2 separate regions of the Homo sapiens genome follow, and region 2 is linked to region 1. A link is an interaction called in ENCODE POLR2A ChIA-PET data of the cell type or tissue named here. Cell type or tissue: B cell. All regions are shown on one strand. Links, peaks and the distances in the headings refer to the core of each region. The heading gives the core; the rest is flanking DNA. Region 1 overlaps ABI1 (abl interactor 1). Region 2 overlaps ACBD5 (acyl-CoA binding domain containing 5).

Region 1 (8,384 bases), core at 329-8,328:
GGGAAAGGAGAGGGAGCTGTGGGTCAAAAGATACAAAATAGCAGATATTCAGAATAAGTTTAGAGATCCATGTACAACACGAGGACTACAGTTAATAAAACTGTATTGTACAGTCATGTGTCACATAACATTTTGGTCAACAATGGACCACATATATATCACACCACATAATAACAATAGTTCCATAAGATTATAATACTGTATTTTTATTGTACCTTTTCTATGTTTAGACATGCTTGGATACACAAATACCACTGTGTTCCAATTGCCTACAGGACTGAGGACAGTAACATGCTGTACAGGTTTGTAGCCTAGGAGCAACAGGCTGTACCATAGGGCCTAGGTATACAGTAGGCTGTACTATCTAGGTTTGCGTAAGTACACTCTATGATGTTCACACAACAAAATGGCCTAGGAATACATTTCTCAGAACATTTCCTTGTCATTAAGCAAGCATGACTGTATTAAGGATTTTCATTAAATAAGTAGATTTTAGGTGCTCATCACTTAACAAAAGTAACTATGTGAAATGACAGATGTGTTTATCTGCTTCACTATAGTAACTAATTTACTGTCTATATGTATTCCATAACACAGCAGTCCCCTTTTTGGCACCAGGGACCGGTTTTGTGGAAGACAATTTTCCACGCACTGGGGAGACAGGCGAATGGTTTTGGGATTAAACTGTTCTACCTCAGATCATCAGGCATTAGATTCTCATAAGGAGCATGCAACTTAGGTCCCTTGGACATAAGGTTCACAATAGGGTTTGCGCTCCTGTGAGAATCTAATGCCACAGCTAATCTGACAGGAGGCAGTAATGTTCGCTGGCCCTCTGCTCACCTCCTGCTATGCAGCCCGGTTCCTGACAAGCCACGGACTAGTACAGGCCAGTAGCTCAGGGGTTGGGGACCCCTGCCATAACGTCATGTTGTAAACCTCAAATATACACAGTAAAATTTATTTTTTAAGTCTAAAGGAAAGTAATTTTTAGTCTAAAACTAAGGACAGTATAGCATAGTGATAACAAGTAGATTCTAAAACCAGACTGCCTGGTTCAAATGATGCCATTTAATAGATGTATTATCCTGAACAAGTTGCCTAAGCTCTTTGTGTATCAATTTCTTCATCTGTAAAATGAGGTTGTTATAAGAATGAATTAATTCATAGGTGTTCATTTATGTAAAAAGCCTGGTATACAATATGCACTCTATAAGTGCTCTAGAAAGCACGACTAGGGATAGGAAGGGATTGCACTGAATTCCGCTTGTCATTGTAATCCCTTAGGTAGTATGTGACTGGTTTTTAATCACATTCACATATTATCACAGGGAGGAAGGGAGGGAGTTGTAAAATGAAGTCCAAAGATAACAGCTTGGTACAGAAGAGTATCTATATGCCTTTAGCTCAAATGAGATAAGCAGAAACACAGAAAATGTAAAAATGAGGGAGAATCTCAGCAGACAGTCAAGAAGGAAGGCAAGGCATGGTAGGAAAAACCTGATCTGGCTGAATAGTGGGGTCAGAGCTGTAAACCAAGACATGCTGTTCAGATTAAAGAAAAAAAGCATGGCTTGTCGATATCAGAGTAGAACGGAATGTTCATATGAAGAAACTGAGTTTTAATCACAATTAACTGACTTTTCAAAGATGAGATTCACTGAGGGGTTTTGATTGACATTAAAAGCATTTTAAATTAAAGGATAATAGGAAAACAAAGTAACAGACTTTATGTCTTGTTAAAGTCATTATTACCTTACTAATATAAGCAATGCCAACTAGAGCAATATGGCACATTAGATAACCTGAAATCTCTCCCACTAGAAACTACCTAAAAATGCTTGATTTAAAGATGCTATGAAAGCATCTTTTTAAAATTCACAGTCCAAAACTAAAGAGAGTAAAGAAAATCCAGGGAGACTAGGAAAAAGAGAGGACAAAAATTCAGAGCAGAAAACATGAACAAGGCTGCAGCTACTCTGTAGTAGCTTTTTGGCCTCTAGCAAAGGAGCTTGTACTTTTATGCCACATGGGGACAAAATTAAAATACCCTTTGGGCTTGCTGAAGGTGGGAAGTTAGAACTGATATAGCAAAAGGGACTTTGCAGATGTGATTAAGAATCTTGAGACGGGGTGCTATCCAGTATTGGGGGGGGTGAATCAAATGAAATCACGAGGGTCCTTACAAGCCAAAGAGGGAGGCCAGAGGGTCAGTACTGATCAGTGATGCCATACGAAAAAGACTCAACTGGCCATTGGTGACTTAAAGATGGATGAAGGGGTCATGCGCCAAAAGTGCAGGTGGCCTCTAGAAGCTGAAAAAAGGCAAGGGAACAGATGCTCCCCTAGTGCTTCTAGAAGGAACACAGCCCTATCCACATATTAATTTTAGCTCAGTGAAACCCATTTCAAACTTCTGACCTCCAGAACTGTAAGATAATAAAGATATGTTATAAGCCACTAAATTTGCGGTGATTTGTTACAGCAACTATAGGAAACTAAGGCGCACACACTGAGGTGGGGTTGGGGAATGTTCTAGAAAGTATACACATTTCCATGAAGTTTTCAGGTTCAAAAAGTATAAATAGTCCTGGACTGACGGCATCCTAGAACACTTAGCAGAACAGGGAATATACCTTCAGCTTAGCTTATCAATGGTATATCCCTTAAGTGGCACAGAGATCTCAACACATGAGATCTTAAAATAAGCTTACAACACAAATTTACAAAACACATAAGGAAAAAAATTCACCACAAGCAGGAGTCAGCATGTACACATGTAACAAATCTCCGAAGGAAGTTAATCCAAAAGAAAGAAAGGAGAAAAAAGAGACAGAACAGATGACATAAGTAGAAAACACAAAATGATGTTGTTTCATTTGAATTCAAATATATCATTAACTACATTAAATGTAAATTCAATAGTACTCCTATTAAAATAAGTATCACTGTATTTTTGTGAATCCAGTTATATGATTTCTTAGAAGAGGCAATTTTTTTAGCTTTTTTCCAGTTCCATCTCCCAAAGCTCTGTCATCCAGACAAATCTTTAAAAACAGAAAAAAACTGCAAGAATAAAAAAGATATATTCTGCATATTAATATATAGTATATTAATATAATATCGAGAACTATAATCAGAAAAGATTCTTAGAGGCAGAGTGTCCTGTATTCCATAATTATGCTGCATTTTCTCAAAAATATTTTAAAATACATTTAAATACTCAATGAAGGCTTTATAATTTACACTGTGCTCTTCAAAAAGAACAAACCAAAAGCAATAAAGAAGCTGCTTGCCAAGCTTCGGGGGAGGGGGGAAATTAGAAAAAATGAGCACGTGCAACTGCACATAAAACTGCAGGTGGCTAGAAAGGAAACCAACTGAAGGGGAAAAAATCTAAAAATAGGCTTAGAACAGTGATTCTGACTGCCTTCGTTTGGATTTTCAAATCATTTCAGAGCTAAAACTGAGAGATGAAATGTGTACAATTTGTTTTAACCAAGAAGGCTATTTTAGAAATAAGTTCTGCCATAATTAAATATACTTATTTATGCGTTAGAAGTTCAAGTACCATTTGCAATTCAAAACCCAAAGAATTTTTCAATTAGAAATGATCTTAATGACAAATTATAGCAAAATCAATTATTCCCAATTAATTGAAAAAAATTCCTCTGACAGTACATTTTGCTGCTCTCTTTCAAAATATTTTTAGGGACATCACATCTTGATGGGCATGCCAAGTTCTCTACAGGCTTCCTCTAGATTTCCATATTATCACAGATTCTAAAGACACAAAACTAAAAACACTTGGAAAACAATTTTACAATATAAACCACAAAAACGTAAAAAAAAAAAAAAAAAAAAATTAAGACAGTGGGAGCAGCTTTTAAATAGGAAACTACTGCCTTCAAAAAGTCATCCTTAATATATCACCTGAATCGGGCCGGGCGCAGTGGCTCAAGCCTGTAATCCCAACACTTTGGGAGGCCAACCTAGGTGTATCACCTGAGGTCAGGAGTTCAAGACCAGCCTGGCCAACATGGTGAAACCCCGTCTCTACTAAAAATACAAAAAATTAGCCGGGCATGGTGGCGTGTGCCTACAGTCACAGCTACTCAAGAGGCTGAGGCAGGAGAATCGCTTGAACCCTGGAGGCAGAGGTTGCAGTGGGCCAAGATCGCGCCACTGCACTCCAGCCTGGGGGAAAGAGTGAGACTGTGTCTCAAAAACAAAAACAAAACTCCTGAATCTAATCACAAGGAAGCATTACACATACCCATACGGAGACACATTCTACAAAACAACTGGCTATAAATTTTCCAAAGTATCAAGGTCAGCCGCGCACGGTGGCTCACACCTATAATTCCAGTACTTTGGTAGGCCAAGGTGGGAGGATGGTTGAACCCTCCAGTTTGAGACCAGCCTGGGAAACATAGTGAGAACTCATCTCTATAAAATAAAACAAAAAAATAAGGCAGGAGGATCATTTGAGCCCAGGAGGTGGAGGATGCAACGAGCCATGACAGGACCATTACACTGCTGCCTGGGTGACAGACCAGGACCTTGCCTCAAAAAGAAAAAATCAAGGGGCCAGGCACAGTGGCTGACGCCTGTCATCCCAGCACTTTGGGAGGTCGGGAGTTCGAGACCAGCCTTACCAACATGGAGAAACCCCATCTCTACTAAAAATACAAAATTAGCCAGACATGGTGGCACACGCCTGCAATCCCAGCTACTGGGGAGGCTGAGGCGGGAGAATCACTTGAACCCAGGAGGCAGAGGCTGCGGTGAGCCGAGATTGTGCCATTGCACTCCAGCCTGGGCAACAAGAGCAAAACTCCATCTCAAAAAACAAAGGATCAAGGTCAGATGAGGTCAAGAGAAGACTGAGGAACTGTGCCAGACTGAGGAAGATGAAGGAGACATGACATTTAATGTTTCTGAACTGGATCCTTTCCTATGAAACTACTGGAACAACTGGCATACTTGAATGGAATTTGTTGATTAGATGGTAGCAATGTATCAGTGGTAATCACCCGACTTTGATGAGCGTAATACGGTGATGCAGTAAAATGTATTTGTTTCTAGAAAATACACACCATCGTGGCCGGGCACGGTGGCTCATACCTATAATCCCAGCACTTTGGAGGCCAAGGCAGGCGGATCACTTGAGCTCACAAGTTTGAGACCAGCCTGGGCAATATGGCAAAACCCTGTCTCTACAAAAAATACAAAAATTAGCCAGGCGTGGTGGTATGCACCTGCAGTCCCAACTACTTAGGAGGCTGAGGTGGCAGGATGACTTGAGCCCGGGACGCAGAGGTTGCGGTGAGCCAAGATCACGCCACTGCAGTCCAGCCTAGGCGATAGGACCAGAACTTGTCTCAAAAAAAAAAAGGAAAAAAGAAAATACACACTACAGTATTTAGGGGCAATGAGAGCATCATACCAGCAAGTTATTCTCAAACTGTTCAAAATAAAAAGCTCTTTTGTCCTATGCCTGTAACTTGCAATCCAATAAAATTTCTCTAAAAAGATACACTGATTTTTCATTAACTGAAGTAAAGAATTCTAATGGCCCTAAATTCTGCATCATACTCCTCCAAAGAGATGATGTGATTATCCTTCCACTCTAACATCCTTCCCTGTTATTTGTTGGATAAATGCATGCATGCATGCTAGACAATGGGAATAGAGCAATGACCATAATAGACCTCCTATGGAAGGCACATACCGAACAATCAGACAAATAGCTATATAATTCAAATAATAAATGCTATGAAGGGAAAGTATAGGATGCCACAAAAATAGTTAACAGAGACTCCTAATAGCATGTTTGCTGACAGGAAACAGGTCAGAAAGGAGAAACAGGGGAAAACCACCCTTTTAAAAAAGTTAGGTTAATAAGAACTAAACGAAGAGTGGGCATTAGCTAGGTGATGCATGTCTGTAATAACATATGTCAAGACACTAACATGGGAGAGAACATTTGTTATCCCTGGAAGTTAAAAGTCTAAGAAGAGTTAGGACAAGGCAAAAAATTAAGGCAGGCGCCAGATGCCAGACCTTTAAAGAACCTTTAAATGCCATTAAAAGTAATTTAGGATTTTTTCCCTTGTAGTCACTAATTTTCAAACCTTTTTTATTATTCAACCCTAATTTCAAATCAAGTCTTACAGAGACTCTCAATATATAATATAAACTAAAACAGCACTGTCCTATCTAAAGTGGGTAGAGTGCTTTAGAATTTCACCGACTGAGGCTCCTGTTTACCTAAAATGAGGGCAAAGGCAAAAACAGGCAATTGTTTGAGAGAGAGAAGGCAGTATCACAAATAATACATGTTGGGGATATACTAGCTAGACTTCCAATCAAAAACTAATACAATAAATCAATGACAATCATTCACAGAGCATTTACATACAAAGGAAGTAAACACAATGGAGTGATGAGGGGAAAGGGGAAAACATGGTAAATATAGGAAGTAGCGCTAACAGCAGGAGCAGTACTTCTAAATCCAAATGGCAAGGGGTGGGAGAGATTACAACAATGTGGAACAGAAAGTCACACAGAGAAGACCACCTGGAGGAGGCAGTACCTGTGTCCGGACACTGCCAACCCAAGGTAACCTCACAGCGAAGAAACCAGGGAAATAAATATTCTGAATTGGCCTTTCTCACTGCTTCCAATCTACCTGTTTTCTACACTAGCTGAACTGTGATCCAAGTCACAGATACTGATTGACAAAATCCATACAAGTAAGCCTACCGGGCACAGAACAGGAGAGAAAAAGGAAAGCATAGATCAGGAAGATCAAACAGAAGCTATCTGTCATGCAGGAGTATATATAGAAGTACTAGGAAAAATCAAACCTAGTGTTCTGGGAGCAAGGAAAAGGTTTCCATTAGGCAGAGACAATTAAGACGAAGCCTAAACAATGAGCAAGAGTTAGGCAGAAGAAATAGGGGAGACAGACATTCCAGGCAAAGGGACTAGCACTACAAACATACACTTCCAGAAGAGTAAATAAATTAGGATGTTTGAAGCACAGAATATGAGGGAAAAAAAGGGAAAAGAAGAAAACTAGAGCAGCAAGGGGAAATAAGATCAATCTTTTATACCATGCTTCCCTTCCCTTTACCTTTAGGCTAAAGGCAAAGTTTAAGAATTGACATGACCTCATCTGACAGAAATGGGTGTGGGTTTTTAATAAAAGTAACAGGTACAGGGATTTTTTAATGGCTGAAGTCCATTTGCTCTCCTATTTCTTGGTTAAATAGCTCTTGCCTGGTCATTTCACAAGAATTGCAAGGCAGAGTGGAAATGTAGAGAACAATGCAAACACCAGTAATACTAAATTATTACACAAATTCTAATCTACGTTATCCTTTTCAATTTCCCAAATTTTGACTTTTTCAGGAAACAGGCAGGCAAAAATGTTTAGTGATCACATTAAGTCATCTGTTTAACATTCTGAACCAAATAATTGATAATTGAAATTTTACACTAGAGTGTATCCATTCTGCTTCAAAATGGAGAATCTTTCTAAAAATAAAATTGACATCGTGCCCTATTTGCAAAGAACTACAGATTTTCTAAAGTGACACACTGAAAATTTAAGAGACTTGAGGATCAACTCCTTGCCAGGCCCTATTGAAGATACTAGGGATACAGTGATATACAAAACAGATAAGGTTCCTGTCATCATTAAACTTAACCTCAAAAGAAAGAATAGCCATTAAATAAGTACGCATACAAATAAACATAATTACAAACCTGGTATGTAGTACAAAGGATGAAGTAAAAAAAAATTCTGCTATGTAGTACAAAGGATGAAATAAAAAAAAAAAATTCTATTATATTAAGAACAAATATAATTGATGACTCTGCAAAAGCAATGTCCAGGGAGTGGAAGGAAACAAAGTCAAATACAATAGATCGGCTGGGTGTGGTGGCTCATGTCTGTAATCCCAGCACTTTGGGAGGCTGAGGCAAGCAGATCACCTGGGGTCAGGACTTTGAGACCAGCTTGGCCAACATGGCAAAACCCTGTCTTTACTAAAACTACAAAAATTAGCCAGTCGTCGTGGTGCATGTCTGTAGTCCCAGCTACTTGGGAGGCTGAGGCACAAGAATCTCTTGAACCCGGGAGACAGAGGTTGCAGTGAGCTTAGATCGCACCACTGCACTCCAGCCTGGGTGACAGAGCAAGGCTCTATTTAAAAAAAAAAAAAAAAATCACAATGGATTGAGGCATACATATGTTTGAAGGAAGAAGCTGCCAGGAAACAGCAGATTCAAGAACTTGGTTGTAAACTGACAACAGAGAAAGGCAATATATCAAAAGGCATGGTTAGGAAAACTTAAGATGGGAAGACATACAC
Region 2 (8,384 bases), core at 202-8,201, 420 kb after region 1:
AACTCACATTATCTGTCTTTATGATATTTAAGTTTTTTTCTTAAAGTATCCATTAATGTGATCAATCACTTACAAAAGCAAATTGTCCAAGTGGCCAAAGCTATATCCCGAGGGTAAATACATCAGAGCTTCTCAACTTTAATGTGCATACAAATCTTCTGAGAGCTATTTAAGATGCAGATTCTGAATTAGTATGTCTAGGGTGATCTAAGATTCCAAATTTCTATAAAGATCACATTTGTTACCAATGCTGTTGGTTACTGGACACTGTTTTGAGAACATGGATTGAAAGACAATATTTTTGAGGTAACAATACTCCCCAAAATGATCTGCAAATTCACTGCAATCTGTATCAAAATCCAAGCTGGCATTTCTGCAAAAATTGACATGCAGATTCTAAAATTCATATGAAAATGTGAGGGATCAAGATTAGCCAAAACAATCTTGAAAAATAACAAAATTGGAGGACTCATCATTCCTGATTTCAAAACTTACTGTATATGTATATTCTGAAAATGGCAATGTAAAACTGATACATCTGTTCTATTGGACCTAAATGGCTACTTTTAAGGAAATGCTTTGTTTAGAAAAAAAAAGGCAAGACTGCAAACTGTTTTGCAATTTGGTAATATCTTACAAAATTACAAACATCAAACATTTCTAACTCCATTTCTAATATTTCTTACAGATATGCTTTCACATATGTGAAATGACAAATGTACGTGGTTATTCTCAGCAGTATTTTCTGAAGATCAAAGGAGTAAATAACCTAAATGTCCACCAGAATGGCTCAGGTTAAAAAAATTATGGTGCAGGTCCACAATCCCTTACTTACAACCCTTGGATCCAGATACATTTTGAAATCTCAAGTTTTCTAATTTTGCAAAGGTTATATGGTACATATGCCATTTGGTATATTATGTAACACATCCAATAGAGTCTAAGGCAGCTCTCACTAAAAAGAGAATGTGATTTTTGCAGCAAAACATATAAATAGTTACATTAAAGAGGAAAGAGACTCAAAATACCCTCGTTTTACTTCAGGTCAGGTTTTACTCCCCAGATTTTTAGTTCATATCAGACAGGTTTTGCTGCCAAATGAGTTTACCAAAAAACTTCTGGTCTTCAAAGATTTTTAAAATTGTAAGTTATAGCTAGGTAGCTGTGAGCCTGCACCTTTATTACTATTATTTACTCTTCTTTGTTTTATAATTAGCTGTTTAAATATCTGCCTCTGGCCAGTGGCTGGACACCACAGCAGCAGATCCAGATTTATTTCCCTCTGCATCCCAACATGCCTGACATACATAAAACATTTAATTTTTTTTTTCTGGCAGGGTACAATTGCTCATGCCTTTAATTCCAGTGCTTTGGGAAGCTGAGTTGGGAGGATTACCTGAGGTCAGGAGTTCGAGATCAGCCTGGCCCACATGGCAAAACCCTGGCTCTACTAAAAATACAAAAATTAGCCATACAAGAATACAAGTGTACACTTGTAATCCCAGCTACCTGGGAGGCTAAGTCAGGAGAATTGCTTGAACCCAGGAGTTGGAGGTTGCAGTGAGTCAAGATGGGACCACTGCACTCCAGTCAGTGTGACAGAGGAAGACTCCATCTCAAAAAAAAAAAAAAAAAAAAAAGAAAAGAAGAAAACATTTAGTTTTTTCTCTGAATTGAATAAGCATGCCTTATAAGAAGGACTACTTGTTAATATTTGACTTCTGTAAGCAAATCAGATGTAGAATGATGTGGTAGAGTTATGCCCAGTAAGCAGTCAGTACTACTTGCACGTGGTTTATGACCGTGACAAGGACCGATTTCAGCACAGGAAGATTACTATTCTGAAATGCTGCCATTATTGTCAATTATTAAAAGATGTCTTATAAATAGGGATGTCAAGGGAAAAAAAGGGGATGCCAGGCGATTTTTATTTAAAGGGTATATAATTTTCTCTTAAATTGACTCTTGTGGTCTCATTTCACTCTGCTTTCTAAAAAAAATTCAAGATCAAATGTTTAGTTAATACCAACAAATCTCCCATTTTATTCAACTCCTACAAGTATGCAAAACACAACCCTTTCAATCCTTTGTGTACATGAAGACAAAATTCTAAAAAAAAAAAAAAAATAGAAGTTGTAATCCATGCAGAGATGCTTGAACCAAAATAAAGAAAAAAGAAAACAAGCTAAATGAATTAACTGTCTTGCATTAGCTTATATGCTATAGTTAAACCACACCCTAAACACATCTATTTTTAATTTCTTTTTTTGTTTGTTTTTTTCTTTTTTTGAGACAGCATCTCACTCTGTTGCTCAGGCCGGAGTGCAGCAGAGTGATCTCGTCTCACTGCAAACTTTGCCTCCTGGGTTCAAGTGATTCTTGTGCCTCAGCCTCCCAAGTAGCTGGGATCACAGGCGTGTGCCACCATGCCTGGCTAATTTTTGTGTTTTTTGTAGAGACGGGGTTTCACCAAGTTGGCAAGTCTGGTCTTGAACTCCTGACCTCAAGGTGATCTGCCCGCTTTCGCTTCCCAAAGTGCTGGGATTACAGGCATGAGCCACCACACCTGGCCAACATATCCATTTTAAAATTAGCTAGTAAATCATTGAATTCAAAGTACTATTAACGTAATTCTCAAAGCAAAATAGAAAACATGACCTATCAAAATAAAACCATGAATTCTGCTATAATTTCGAATATACTAAGTAAACTACCTGGTGTATTTTAATAGCTTACCACTTAAGGGTTAAAATTTTAAGGGTTTATAATGTTTTGGAACTTCATATAATGTGTTTGCCTGGAATGAAAACTCCTGGGTGACAAGATTGTAAGTTCTGTAAGTTTGTGCAGAATTCTTTTGACATGTAAATTTTAAACAAAACTTTTACATGATTTCATGATTCCTACCTTCTAAACATTTAGAGATTTTCTCCAGTCGGACTGGCGCGTGAAAGTAAGAAAAAAAATCAGAGATACAAATATTAATATGTGCATAATATATCAGTTGATGAATTTAAAAATAGGTAAAATAGTCCAACCTGAGGTTATATCAGAACTCCTGCCACTCTTTTTGTCCTCGACAATTTCATAAAATGGACCTATGACACGCAGCAATTCTTCAACTTTCTCAGTCATTGGCATAGTTTCAATAATCTGTAATCAAAAGAAACAAATATTGTGAAATCACAAACTCTTAATTTGATCTCCACTAATATCAAATAATCTCCTATTTCCAATTTGTCAATAATTTTAATATTTGACATTCATAATAGACTCTCTGAAGGATCTACATTAATTACATACTTAATGTATACACACTGTGGCCGGGCTAAGTGGTGGCTCATGCCTGTAATCCCAGCACTTTGGGAGGCCAAGGCAGGAGGATGGCTTGAGCCCAGAAGTTTGAGACCAGCCTTGGCAACACAGTGAGACCCTGTCTCTTAAAAATTTTTTAAAAAACATTAACCAGGCACGGTGGTGTGTGTCTGTGGTCCCAGCTACTCCAGAGGCTGAGGTGGGAGGATTACATGAGCCTGGGAGGTCGAGGCTACAGTGAGCCATTATGGCACCACTGCACTCCAGGCTTGGTGACAGAGTGAGATGCCATCTCCAAAAATTAAAAAATAAAATAAAAGGAATCCTTTAAAAAAAGTATATACACTCCTAGAAAAGCTTCAAGTATATTAAAGATCTAAAAGTGTTCTCATTTTGAAGATTATTTTACATGAGCTTCATGTAAAATTTTATACAATAACTTATAAATTGTGTATTACAGCTAGGGGGCGCAGTGCAATGGCTCACACCTGTAATCCCAGCACTTTGGCAGGCCAAAGCAGGAGGAGGATGGCTTGAGCCCAGGAGTTCGAGACTTGCCTGGGCAACATAGTAAGGGCCCATTTCTACAAAAAAAAAAAAAAAAATTGTCTAATTATCCAGACATGGCGGTGCACGCCTGTAGTCCCAGCTACTCGGGAGGCTGAGGTGGAAGGATCTCTTGAGCCCAGGAAATTGAGGCTGCAGTGAGCCATGATCACACCACACTGCACTCCAGCCTAGGCAACAGAGCGAGATCTTGTCTCCAAAAAAATAAAGGAAACAAACAAAAAAACTAGGGGCTTTCATTAAACGAAATAGAAAACTGAAGTTAGAGTAAAATTATGATGTCTGTTCTTTAACAATAAGGTAGCGTAGTATTTCTAACAGGGCACAAAAGTAAAGTAGGAAATTGTAATCACTTTCAGACACCTTCATAAATATGGGCCAATTTAGAATCACCAAATTTAAAGAACAAGGTAAATTAACTGAAAAGGTATTTAACTAAACAGCCATCAATTGGTGACTGATCAAAGAAATTAAAGTATTTCTAGATTTGAAATATTTTGCATATATTAAAAAGAATAAAGTCAGCTCTGTGTGTGCCAATCACAGGATGTTTAATATGATAACAGGGGCCGGGCGTGGTGGCTCACGCCTGTAATCCCAGCACTTTGGGAGGCTGAGGCAGGAGGATCACCTGAGGTCAGGAGTTTGAGACCAGCCTGTCCAACATGGTGAAACCCCATCTCTACTAAAAATACAAATATTAGCCGGGCTTGGTGGCATGCACCTGTGATCCCAGCTACTTGGGAGGCTGAGGCGAGAGAATTGCTTGAACCCAGGAGGCGGAGGTTGCAGTGAGCCAACATCACACCACTGCATTCCAGCCTGGGCAACAAAGTGATACTCTGTTTCCAAAAAAAAAGATACCAGAACTGGCTCCCTCTCTCTCGCTCTCTTTCTTTTTTTTTTTTTTTGGAGACAGCGTCTCGCTCCATCATCACCCAGGCTGTAGTGCAGCGGCACGATCTCGGCTCACTGCAACTTCCACCTTCCTGGTTTGAGCAGTTCTCACCTTCAAGCAATTTCAGACACCTTCATAAGTGATTTGCCCACCTCGGCCTCCCAAAGTGCTGGGGTTATAGGTGTTAGCCACTGCGCCTGGCCAAAACCCTAAAATTCTTGTTCAAACAACATGCTTTTATTCCTAAACCAAATACAAGATGGATCATTGGTGGTCTATGGTAGTCAGCAACTCTGATAGGATTACATGCTCATCAACACCATTCCCCACTGTGTTATATGTGTAGGAGGAGGTTGTTGAGAGAGATTACACAGAATGAACTATGTTAACAATAACTGGTTCTAGTGATTATAATTTAATTTTACAGCTTGTAGTAAATTATCTGATTGCTGCTCCTCTGAATGTACTGTGAAAGGAATGCTTTAATCACAAAATTTCTTTTTGCTAAAGGAAACATTTGTTATGAGGCTAGGGCCATGTGGAGGAATGTTTTATTATTTATTATAAATATCTGAGTTGTAATATATTTGAATTATAATAATAATTCTGAGATAAATCAGATTCAAACCAAGAGAAATGTTTAATGTGACCAAGTCACAACTAATAAATGGCAGAGAAATAATTCAAACATAAATCAGCACCCTTTACACTATCCCACACTGCCGTAATATAAAGACTTCAGTTAGCAGAATCTAGTAAGCCAATTGCATACCACATCCTGACCACCAAGCAACACCTCTACTTCTCAAGGCTTATTAAAAGATCTCTTTCTTAACTTTGTCCTTATTTTTAAGGCTACTAAATTCGGCATTTGGGTTTCTCATGCCCCATAGGGTAAAAGAGTAAACTGTGGACTGAAGTCTCAGAACGAAATAAAAGGAGTATCCATTGGCAGTAAGCAAATATTAACTGAGTATTCATTCTCTCAACAAACCAGAATTTCAGTAGTTAATATAGTGAAGACACAGTAGCCAAAACAAGACACATCCAAAATTGATGAAGTTACTCTCTTTGTTTTTTCTTTTTCTTTTAGATTCAGAGGGTACATGTGCAGGTTTGTTACAAGGGTATACTGTGTGATGCTGAAGTTTGGGCTTCTATTGATCCAGTCACCCATACAGTAAACACAGTACCCAATAGGAAGTTTTTCAGCCCTTTCCTCCACCCTTTTGAAGAGGTTATTCTCTGAGGAAGCAACTTTAAACATACACAAACCAAGAATGATCCCCAGCCATTTGCAAAATTATCTCCCTGACACCAATATTGAAATACAAGAAATGGTGCACATGTACACACATGAGATACAGACTACACACACACACACACACACACACACACACACACACACAAGCAGACACAGGCAAATCTCAGTCTAGGTAACTACTACCTACCCTCAGAGAAGATGTTATCTAAACCAAGCTTGTCCAATCTGCAGTCCTCGGGCAGCATGTGGCCCAAGACGGCTTTAAATACCCAACACAAATTCGTAAACTTTCTTTTTTTTTTTTAATTTTTTTTGTTAATTTTTTTGCGACAGCGTCTCACTCTGTCGCACAGGCTGGAGTGCAGTGGCATGATCTTGGCTCACTGCAGCCTCTGCCTCTGGGGTTCAAGCAATTCTCCTACATCAGCTGCCCGAGTAGCTGAGACTATAGGCATGCACCACCATGATCAGCTAACTTTTTTGTATTTTTAGTAGAGACGGGGTTTCACCATGTTACCCAGGCTGGTGTGGAACTCCTGACCTCAAGAGATCCACCCACCTCGGCCTCCCAAAGTGCTGGGATTACTAGCTGGGATTACTAGTGTGAGCCACTGCGCCTGGCCCAAATTCGTAAACTTTCTTAAAACATTCTGATTTTTTTTGCGATTTTTTTTTTTTTTTTTTTTTTTAGTTCACCAACTATTGTTAGTATCAGTGTATTTTATGTGTGGCCTAAAATAATTCTTCTTCCAGTGTGGCTCAGGGAAGCCAAAAGATTGGCCACCCCTGGTCTAAAGTTATAAGTTAACTAAGCTAATTTAATATATTATAACCCAACCAAATGAAGAATGTTTTGACAGAAATATCTGGTAAGCTGCATGGACACCAGAAAAGAGGCATCCAAAGCCCCATAATTTTTCTAGGTCTGTCCAGCACTTTTCCTCAGTGAGAGACATCATTTCTACATGATGAAAATATACTGGAAAGGTGTAGATATACTCTTAAGAAAGCGAAGACTAAATTCCTCAGGCTTTTTTGGTCCAAAATTACCACATCTCTTAAAGCCATCCAAATCCTAATGCTCTACTCTCTGTTCAATGGAATCACTAACTCAGTCTCCCAAGCACTTCTAACCTTTTGAAGAGTGACCTAGATATCACTTCTGAGTATGCTGATCACTAGAAGCCTATCACTCACTTTAAGAAACTGGCATTTGTTTTTTCCCTCAATCTGCAAAAGATGTTTACTATGAGTGAAACCTTAAAACAAAAGCCAACCCTCAGTACTCAGAGACAGTTGGTGTTCTAGAGTTGTTGAGCTATGGACTAGACCCTCTGCCATGGCAACTTTCAGGTTCCATCTTTATTTATTTATTTATTTATTTTCTGAGACAGAGTCTCGCTCTGTTGCTCAGGCTGGAGTGCAATGGTGTGATCTCGACTCCCTGCAACCTCCGCCTCCTTAATTCAAGTGATTCTTCTGTCTCAGCCCCTCTAGTAGCTGAGATTACAAGCGCCCGCCACCACGCCCAGCTAAATTTTTGTATTTTAGTAGAGATGGAGTTTCACCATGTTGTCCAGGCTGGTCTCCAACTCCTTACCTCAGGTGATCCGCCTGTCTCAGCCTCCCAAAGTGCTGGGATTACAGGCATGAGCCACCGCGCCCGGCCGAGATTCCATCTTTAATGAGACCATCCTCTAATCCTCCCTCTATTACAGTGATTATCCCAATCTCTTAGAAATCCTGAAATAATTAGTCTGGGGTCATCCTGGGGCATTTCTATTTTTTCACAAGATCCCCTAGTGATTTTAATGTGTAGCCAGGGTTTAGTACACCCATCTCTTTTTAAATTCAACAGACATAAGGCACATTATTCAAATGTTAGCTGAATATTCTGGAAATCCCCAGAAGAGAGCCTAAATTTGTACAAAAAAAAAAAAATAGAATTTTGGCCGGGCGTGGTGGCTCATGCCTATAATCCCAGCACTTTGGGAGGCCGAAGTGGGAAGATCACGAGGTCAGGAGTTTGAGATCAGTCTGGCCAACATAGTTTGAAACCCCGTCTCTACTAAAAATACAAAAAATTAGCCAGATGTGGTGGTTTGCGCCTGTAATCCCAGCTACTCGGGAGGCTGAGGCAGGAGAATGGTGTGAACCGAGGAGGCGGACGTTGCAGTGAGCCAAGATGGCGCCGTTACACTCTAGCCCAGGCGACAGTGCGAGACTCCGTCTCAAAAAAAAAAGAATTTTATACTTCTATAAATAAACCTTATTGAATGAAACATGCATTTCTCCCACTCCTCAAACCACATTACTTTCCCTCAAAGCTAAAATCCTATT

What was found. ChIA-PET counts read pairs that join two places held together with the same protein. Peaks named below come from ENCODE experiments on the same cell type or tissue, not always from the same donor. Only the 100,000 strongest peaks of a DNase experiment are listed, where the experiment ranks them.
Region 2: POLR2A ChIA-PET joins it to region 1 with 7 read pairs; 2 of 35 experiments call an interaction of 5 or more read pairs at or near these places.

What each region holds. Positions count from the first base shown.
Region 1 is chr10:26,796,161-26,804,544 of GRCh38, forward strand. The region is part of intron 2 of ABI1 (abl interactor 1); the gene reads right to left. Among named protein-coding and RNA genes, the nearest start is that of ABI1, 61 kb to the right of the region's middle. In B cell, for the core only: no CTCF peak of the experiment used is centred there; a DNase peak (open chromatin) is centred at 3,341; H3K4me3 peaks cover 812 bases; H3K27ac peaks cover 7,243 bases.
Region 2 is chr10:27,220,300-27,228,683 of GRCh38, forward strand. ACBD5 (acyl-CoA binding domain containing 5) reads right to left here. Exons shown (of 13, transcript NM_145698.5): 5 at 3,039-3,153. Among named protein-coding and RNA genes, the nearest start is that of ACBD5, 16 kb to the right of the region's middle. In B cell, for the core only: CTCF peaks have their summits at 3,756 and 3,955; a DNase peak (open chromatin) is centred at 3,802; H3K27ac peaks cover 406 bases.